Linked DNA regions of Homo sapiens: all the other regions are linked to region 2. A link is a contact called in ENCODE Hi-C data. All regions are on one chromosome and are shown on one strand. The core of a region is the stretch at or near the end of the contact, and the rest is flanking DNA. Distances in the headings are between cores, read along the strand shown. Region 1 overlaps RSBN1L (round spermatid basic protein 1 like). Region 2 holds the start of CCDC146 (coiled-coil domain containing 146). Region 3 holds the start of TMEM60 (transmembrane protein 60).

Evidence for each region. Hi-C counts contacts between places; a loop is a spot of excess contacts on that map. Pooled maps may share reads with other maps.
Region 1: a loop to region 2 is called in a map with no recorded cell type, with 12 times the contacts of the local background. The contact joins the enhancer-like site here to the promoter of CCDC146 in region 2. A Hi-C loop is called at or near these places in 1 of 37 single-sample maps with no recorded cell type and 5 of 50 pooled maps.
Region 3: a map of naive thymus-derived CD4-positive, alpha-beta T cell shows a loop between it and region 2 (8-fold over the local background). The contact joins the promoter of TMEM60 here to the promoter of CCDC146 in region 2. A Hi-C loop is called at or near these places in 1 of 168 maps with a recorded cell type or tissue (naive thymus-derived CD4-positive, alpha-beta T cell) and 11 of 50 pooled maps.

The regions. Positions count from the first base shown.
Region 1 is chr7:77,758,187-77,760,886 of GRCh38, reverse strand. All of the region lies in intron 3 of RSBN1L (round spermatid basic protein 1 like), which reads right to left. Among named protein-coding and RNA genes, the nearest start is that of TMEM60, 39 kb to the left of the region's middle. Within about 2 kb of position 1,391, at least 5 of the 41 ENCODE cell types and tissues checked have a DNase peak (open chromatin) inside an H3K27ac peak, as active enhancers do.
Region 2 is chr7:77,121,175-77,124,032 of GRCh38, reverse strand. CCDC146 (coiled-coil domain containing 146) reads right to left here and starts at 1,418. Exons shown (of 19, transcript NM_020879.3): 1 at 1,301-1,418. It also overlaps the pseudogene FAM185BP. RefSeq lists a silencer at 1,633-1,732 and enhancers at 1,628-2,127, 2,128-2,629.
Region 3 is chr7:77,796,850-77,799,795 of GRCh38, reverse strand. It overlaps TMEM60 (transmembrane protein 60), which reads left to right and starts at 1,362. Exons shown (of 2, transcript NM_032936.4): 1 at 1,362-1,542. It overlaps PHTF2 (putative homeodomain transcription factor 2), which reads right to left and starts at 1,023. Exons shown (of 19, transcript NM_001395272.1): 1 at 825-1,023. RefSeq lists a silencer at 943-1,082 and an enhancer at 1,493-1,602.

The DNA of each region.
Region 1 (2,700 bases), core at 142-2,641, 640 kb before region 2:
AGGCGGGAGGATCATTTGAGATCAAGAGTTTGATACCAGCCTGGCCAACATGACAAAACCCCGTCTCTACTAAAAATACAAAAATTAGCCAGGCATGGTGGCAGGTGCCTGTAATCCCAGCTACTCAGGAGGCTGAGTGAGGCACGAGAATGCTTGAACCCAGGAGGCGGAGGTTGCAGCCAGCGAGATCGCACCACTGCACTCCAGCCTGGGTGATAAAAGTGAAACTCAGTCTCAAAAAATAAGTTAACTAAATAAAAAATAATAATAGAATATACTTGCTTTCTAAAAAAAGAAATGCACTGAATTACAAAGATTATACATATAGTTCCTCTTGATTTAGGTATATAGATGTGTCAGAACACAATAAAAGACAGGCATGATAATTATGTATTTGTGGAAAAGCTTATATTTAAATAGTGGCCTTCAGAAGAAATATAACATATTTAATCTAAATCTCCTCCCCCTCCCCACAAAACCCCATGACCATCATGGCCACATTTTCACTTTTCCCCTTGTATATTCTCTATAAATATTATGAAGGGAAAAAAGAAAGCAGAAGTAGGAGACCTATTGTACCCATTGCCAGTAAGTGTCAATACCAAAATCTGAGAAGCTTTGGTTAACATAAAATGAAATAATTGTTTAAACTAATATTCGACTTATATAATGTAATCTTTAAAAAAAACACTTTAGGATTCTGAGGTGGGCTTGCTACAAAGGGAAAAAAGTAGCCTATTCTTAACAGGAAATATGTTGCCAAAAACAAATCTATAAGATTTTTTACTTATTGCTGTTTTCTCTTATGTAATTACGAAAACTGCTGCAAGGGGGAAAAGGCAAATATAGTAATAACAAGTAATTTTTTAAAAAACCCCAAAGAACGACTCACTTGAAACAACCTGCTGTTTCCCAAAACATGTTCCCTGAAGAGAGAGCTCTACAGTCCACTAAGTTTGGAAAACCCTTCTTGTTTAGGAGGCTCACCACGCACACTGGCTATTAAAGTTTCTGAGGAGTCTCACTGCAAACAAATATTACTTATTTGGTCCAGCATTACACTATTTTGGACTTCAAAACCTGTTTTTTTTGTACTTGTTTTAGTATACCTATCAACATTCCAAGATATTAAAAGTTCCTCAGAATACCTTCATAGTGATCCACCATAAATATGGAGATACAGATATTTTTAGCTTGTATCAGCACCAATGTGAAGAAAATACAAAAACAGGATCATTATTAGAGCCAAAGAATTGAGGGGGGTGGGAGCAGAAGCTGTTGATTCAATTCTGCTGAGGTTTTTTTTAGCGGGTGGGGAGGAGAGTCCCTTATTTTTAAAAACAAGGCCTGCTCAGGACATTCTGAGGCAATCTAAACATGTCATAAATGACTGTGCCACAAGGGGGAGCCATTATCCATCACTTCTGGCAGATGGTTTCTAATCAAAATAGGCAATATTTAACCAACATTTTATTTCAAAAATACCCATATAACGGCAACTAAAATAAGAACGAAAGTATTATCCATTTTAAAATTAGTAAAATAAAGGGGGAAAGCTTTTTGATTATTATTAGAGCATCTGGTCCCTGACACGATATTTTGTATAGATCAGTTCTTAAGTATTTGGGGAGCATGGGGCAGGCACAATTGGTCAAAATGAAAATTTAGTACAAAGGCAAGCAATGTTTCAAAGATGAAACATCAAATTGCTTTTAGTAGCCTAACACAGTGAATGGCCCCAGCACAAATTCAACAAATGCTAGTGTTCTGCCCCAACTCTACAGTGAAGCAGGTCTAACAGTCAGATCAGATTTAATAAGTTTCATTATTAAAATAATAGACTTTTAATCATCAGTTAACACTTTGACATAAGTTACCTGAGAAATAACTTAGAACCACAATACAATAAAAATAAGATTTAGAGTTTGGAAGTGGAGGAAGGGTGGTTAGAAAACAACTACTCCAGTTTTCACATTCTCACAGTTCTTAGTACAGGGTTCCAGAGTATGTACACTGATTAAACATAGTGACAAGACAGAAATCTAATTTATTTCTTGACAGAGAAAATTCCTATTTTATTTGCCTTTTTCTATCCCTACGGTAGAACACAGGAGCACAATAAATGTCTGAGTGAATATTTGAATGAAATACAGATGCTAGAAAACCTAAAACGAACGTGGTCAACTGCAAATGGCCCCAAATTCTTCCCAGGCCTGTATGCTCACTCCTGTGCAATGTGATTTTGCCACTCCTGTCATCAAGAAGTGGAGTCTATTAATGCGCACACACAAAAAAAGAAAGAATGAATAAAGCCTACGATTTCACTGCACAACAGGGTGACTATAGTCAGTAATAATTGCACATTTTAACTAAAAGAGTGTTGTTAACTGGATTGTTTGTAACTCAAAGGATAAATGCTTGTGGAGATGGACACCTCATTCTCCATGATGCACTTATTTCATATTGCATGCTTGTATCAAGACATCTTATGTACCCCATAAATATATACATCTACTATGTACCCACAAATATTAAAAATTTAAAGGATTTTTTAAATAGGCCGAGCACTTTGGGAGGCCAAGGTGGCACATGCCTAATCCCAGCTATTTGGGTGACTGAGGCACAAGAATCACTTGAACCTGGGAAGTTGCAGTGAGCCGAGATCGCACCACTGCACTCCATCCTGGACAATGACCTGTT
Region 2 (2,858 bases), core at 169-2,668:
TTAAACCAGTGCCTTTTTCAAATTTCTTTTCAAAGTTACACCTGTCAATTTTCATAAAAAATAGTTTGAAGATTATTCTGAATAATTATAACCAATGAAACACAAAGACAAGAAAAGAACTATTGCAGTGGGCCCTTGCTGAACCTGAGCTAGCACCTATAATGAGTGAGTCTTCACCGAAAGAAGAATAAGGAGGGAGCAAGGACTAGAAGGACAGAAAAGAGGCAATGATAACTTAAGAGAACACTGAATTTTTAAAAATTTTAAAAAGGTAGTGGCTAGCAGAGAACCTGAGACTTGTACCCATGAGAACTTTAGCCCAGTCTATCTATCACGATAGCCCCAAGAATTCTGGTCATTGTACTTGGGTAAGGGCTTCAATTTTTTAAGGCACTTGCATTTTATGAAATGTTAGTGTTTGCAGGTGTCTTGGCTAAATAATTTAGGGAATACATTTTAGGAGGAAGTAGGGGCACAGAGGGGGAGAGAGAAACCAGGCAGGAAAGAAGAAAAAAAGAAGAAAATAAATCTTTCTGTTCCCATTATTTTACTGCCCATAGAATTATAAAAGGTAAACACACACACACACACACACACACACACACACACACACACACACACACACACACCTTATAGGGTCATTTAGAACCATCTTTCTTCATTTTAAAACTAAAGAAACAGGTCTAGGTGACACAGATGAAGCAGTGGCAGAGCCAGGAAAATAATCTGACCCTTGTCCCTGCTCTTTCCACCGCACCATGGTGACTCTCTTTTTTGTGTCTTTTTTTTTTTCACTCTAAAACTGATGATCATTTGTAGTCAAAGAGATCAATGCTATTCTCAAAACAAGTTCTGATCTCTCATAATTTTCTTGGTAACTCAGAATCAATGTTAAGTACGTTGAAATAAAAATACAGTACTTTACACGGTAATTTGGTAGACTGTGCACCACGGTCCCATCCATTTTCTTACTTGATCCTCACAAAAACCCTTTGAGGCAAGGCAAGGAAGGTATTATCATCTACATTTTTAAAGTGAGCAAATTAAAACCCAAAGTAAGGTCACTTAGGGTCAGGACGGAGCAAGTACTCTATTCCTATATTTGGAATATAGGAGGGAATACACTTCCAAAGAGGCAATTCCCTCAAAAAGCACCAATCTTGCTCTTTACTCTCTTACCAAGGCATTCTCCATGCCCTGGAGATGCCCGCACTAGGTTAGTGAAGCTTGGATCTTGACATCCACATAGGTTACTCCTAGTTTGCACCTAGTTGTCAACTTAAAAAGCGCAGTTTCTTACCCCTTCCCTTGGTCCTGATCCTTATTTAGGCTCCTATTTTTCTCTTTGGGATTTGGCCTCCTGGGTCTCACTCCAAAGCTCCACCCTCTCCAAACAAGAAGTCGCGTCCTTGGTATCCAAGGTGACCATGCAGCTTTACCCTCGTTGCCCCCTTCCGTGCTTCCCATTGGCCAGTGGCCTCCCATGTACCGCCCCTCCAATAGCCAATGGTCTTGAAACAAAGGGCGCCCGCCTTTCCAGCGATTCTAACACCTGCCCTCTTACCCGTGCTCCCCTGCGCATTGCCTCCTGGGATATGTGGTTTCTAAGAGGCGGAGCTCTGCGACTTTCCACCGCTTTAGAACTACGTATCCCGTCGGCCTTAGCGAAAGGGGGTGGACTTAGGCAAGGGGTCCAGGTCAGAGTTCAGAGCTTTCAAATCCCAACTTGCCCCTGGGGATTACGCAGCTGATGTTTACATCGCCTAGTCAAGCCAACCGGCTCGCTCTTGTTTCAGCAAACCCTGACTTACGTCTCCTATTTGACTTGAGGCGGCACAGTGGCCAAGTCGATTGGCCGTGGCAAGTGACCCTCCCTGTGGCTGAAGTGTTCTGAGGACTGGCGAGAGAGGCGCGCCATGCTTGCCCCCTGTTCAGGTTGGGAGCTTGGCTGCTTCCGTCTCTGTCTCCGTCAGGTCCGACTGTGGGCTGGCGCTGGGCGCTGGTCTTGCTGGGCTTGCCAAGCCAGGCCGTACAGCTCAGGTAGGGGCGAGCGCTGGCCCGGATCGGAGACTGAGGTCCCTCCGCCTGGCCCGGCGCGCCGAACTCTGAAGGAGTGGACACTGCAGGTGAGCCCGTTCGGTCGGCTGCGGGCGCGGCTCCCGTGCCACCTGGCCGTGAGGCCCCTGGACCCCCTCACCTACCCGGATGGCGACCGCGTGCTGGTCGCGGTGTGCGGCGTGGAGGGCGGCGTGCGGGGCCTGGACGGCCTGCAGGTGAAGTACGACGAGGATCTGGAGGAGATGGCCATTGTGTCTGATACTATCCACCCCCAGGCGTCCGTGGAGGTGAACGCGCCCCTGAAGTTTGGCAAGTGAAGTGAAGTGAAAACGGGTTTGGGTCCCAGGGAACGCACAGTGAACTTAATAAATTTGGTCGACGTGCACTTTTAATTGGTCCTGGCTTTCTAAACCTAATTTACAGTTGGCCCCTTCGGAAATGCAACTTTTCCTCTGTTCTATTCTTGAGTATCCGAGTAGTATTTAAAAAATTAGGTTCCCAATTATAGAAATTTTATACATCGAATGGAAACACGATTTGGTATAATCCAGGTCAAATTCTATTTCTGGAGCCGCTTGTGTTCTTCTTTATCCCGTTGTCATTAGCAAACTGGCTTATTTTTCAAGGTTGAAGTTTCTTGACAATTCATTCAATGGTATGGCAGTCCATCTACATTTCCCCTTGCTCACAGCCTGGGGGTGTGTCCCAAAACAGCCCTGTCAATAGGATGTTCCAGGTACCACCTGGTTTGAGTATTTGGTTTTAGACGGGCGCCCAGCTTCTTACTGTTATGTTTCCAT
Region 3 (2,946 bases), core at 113-2,612, 680 kb before region 2:
GCACTGCCCAGGTTAGTATAAGGCAGTTCCTTGTTTTCGCCACGCTAAAAATAAGAAGGGTGACAGATTAGTGACAGAATGATCCCTGAAGTTACACAAGGAGGTGCTGAGTTAGAAAGCCATGACTCGAAGGACAATACCAGAATGCTGGCTGTCAACACTGGGCAGATAAAAATAAGAAAAGCTGAAGCATGCTGATGGAGCACGGTATTGTTTCCAGACGGGAACTATCCCTTAAGGCCCATGCCTTAAGCACCCACTCCGCCGTGTTGGGATCAGAAAACTCGACTGCCGCCTGCTCAGAGGGGGCAGGGCAGCGACCCTCCTTCCACCTCCTCCAGCGCGCGAGCCGCCGCCCCCTCCCGAGCCCGCTCCTCCGGCCGCTAGCTGACATCTCCCCGCCAGCCGGGCTAGCCACCCGAGACCCCTGAACGCCCTTCCAGGACCCGACGACCCCTCAGCACAGCGCCAAGGGAAGGAAGCAAAGGACAGGGGCCTGGAAGCGGGGCCCGAGGGGCGGGTGGCGCGCTGGGCTTCGGCCCGTCACCATCAAGACTTGAGGACCGCGCGAGCTCGGGAGGAAGGCGGCTGAGCCTCCGCCACCGGCCGACTGATGAGAAGGGGTCGCGGCTGACCCCGGCCCTCAGGTACGGGAGACTGCCGGGAAAGTCGCCGGCGACGGAGGGCGACGCGTTGGCCCCGGAGCCCCCACCTCCATCCCGACGACCGCTCTCCTCCCTCGTCCCGATCCATCCTCGAAATTCTGTCAGAACTCGACGACCTCCACACTGCCCACCCGAGCGCGGAGGTGATGCCGCTCTTACCGTAGGAGCGAGCGCCGCGCCGCTAGGAGGCGGCTGAGGTGCGCGCGGGAGACTCCGAAGCTAGCGCCGCCGCCAACAGAGCCCAAGGAGCCACAACGAGGCTGCCCGCGGGCGCGCTGCCTCCAGAGGGTTGCCCCACCCCCTCTCCCGCAGGATTTTGCGCCGGAGCCTGCAGTCACTGCGCGCGGGCAGGGAGGATGGGAGGAGGGGCGGGGCGTCCCGAGAGGGCGGAGCTGAGCGCCGGCTGCTCTGATTAACATCTGTGGGCCCAATGGGAGCACGGAAACTCCAGGCTGATCTTGGACTGACTTCCCTACTAACCCGTGACAGTAGAGAGGCGGGACCAATGGGTCTTTTTATTGCCGCCTTTCTGTCGAACCCGAAAGTAAGGAAAGGTCGGTTGGTTTGCACTGGCGGACAAATGGTCCAATTACCGCGGAAAAGGGACCTCTGAATCCAGATTGGCGTCCTCTCTACCTATAGGGTAGGCTCAGGGGCGGTGAGAACCAGCCCCGGATGTGGGCGCGGCACTGAGGTAGAACTGAGAGATCCTCTACCGCAGTCGTTTGAGGAGGCGGAACTGAAGTTTTTTCTTAATTATCATGTGACGGGTTCTGGATTTAATGGGGGGAAAAGGGCGGAAAAGGACAAGGATCCAAACTGGCGAATTTGCTGATCTTCGCGTCCCTCTCCGCTTTCCGGCCGGCAGCGCTGCCAGGTGAGTCTGGGGCTCTGCCCTAGCCCGCACCGTACGCCGGCGCTGGTCTCCTGATGCTTCCGTGGGCTGTGCGGCCGACCCTCAACCCATCACACAGCCAGCCCCAAACGCGCACACGCCTGCTTGGCTCCAGGGCTTCTGTGCGCATCCAGCAGGAACCGTGTTAAACTCCAGCATGTGCTGGGCTTACAGCCCATGAAAGGGGAGCGTCCCGGTGGGGCGCCGCGAGCCGACTGTCGGTGTTTGCAGAAGGGCAAGTATAGTTTAGGAGCGTCCTGAAGTTCCAGGGGCAAATAGGCCCCCAGATGAGCTAAGTTGTAAGCAGAACGCTGTTCCTTTGGCCAAGGCTGTTGCTGCACGGGCTTTTCAAAAGCGACTCATTATGAAGAAGAATAAATATGTGGGCTCATGAAGCAAAATTATCTTTGGGATGAGGCAGGTTCACTTGGTAGACTACTGGCAGTGGCGAGAGAAGGGAAATGGGGGCTGATACCCAGCCGTGGGCTATGTGGGTGGGGCTCTATATATGTCCATACAGGGGTAACTCCGAAGGTTTTAAAAATGAGTAAGGAATCATTAACAAATATTTAACTGTCTTCCTAGTGCCAGAAATAACCACCTTAAATGGGAAACATTTTAGTTGAGCACATTTTTGGAGTACGCACCTCCCCCTTTCTTGTGGAGAGAATAGTAGGAAACATAACGACTGCTCAAATTGATGAAGACGTAAATGTAAAACTGGGATCGTATGTCATCGTTGTAGCTCAGCATACAGGCGTACAATCCTTCAATCGTCATTTAAGTATCAGCAGTGCTTCCCCATTGAGGGTATTTCCGTGCAAGAACATAACAGAATTTTGTTGCATCCCACATTATAAATCTTGTAGGCACAATAAGATTGTTACTTGCATCCTTTCACCTCCAGCCCTAAAGCACCTGTGGTAAGTACAGCCAAATGTAAGAAAAAAATGAAGCTTGTCTTATCCGATAGCAGATGGAACAGTTAGGTTTAAGCAAGTGTATAATCATAAACCGTTTTTCAGAGGTTCACAAAAACGGCCTGATAGATTGGAGGTGGGGATTGTGCAATTTACGGGATGAAATCCATCCATGGTTATTAATCAACACACACCCCTCCAACCCTGCTTCCAAATTCAGTCCCACATCCCACTCTATGGCAGCCTCTGGCCGGGAAAGGAAACCAACACAGAAAAATGCCTCCTTAGAAGCAAAATTACTGCAGTATGAAGCCTTTGCCAATTAAGTAAACAAGTTTAAGTGCCACTAGATGGGTATAAGGGAAAAGAGGTGAGTTAGGAGACTAATACTTAACTGTTGAAATAGAACAGATGTGTCCTCTTGCACTGTGATAGCCACCCACTATTTAAAGTAGTAGAGATGTTG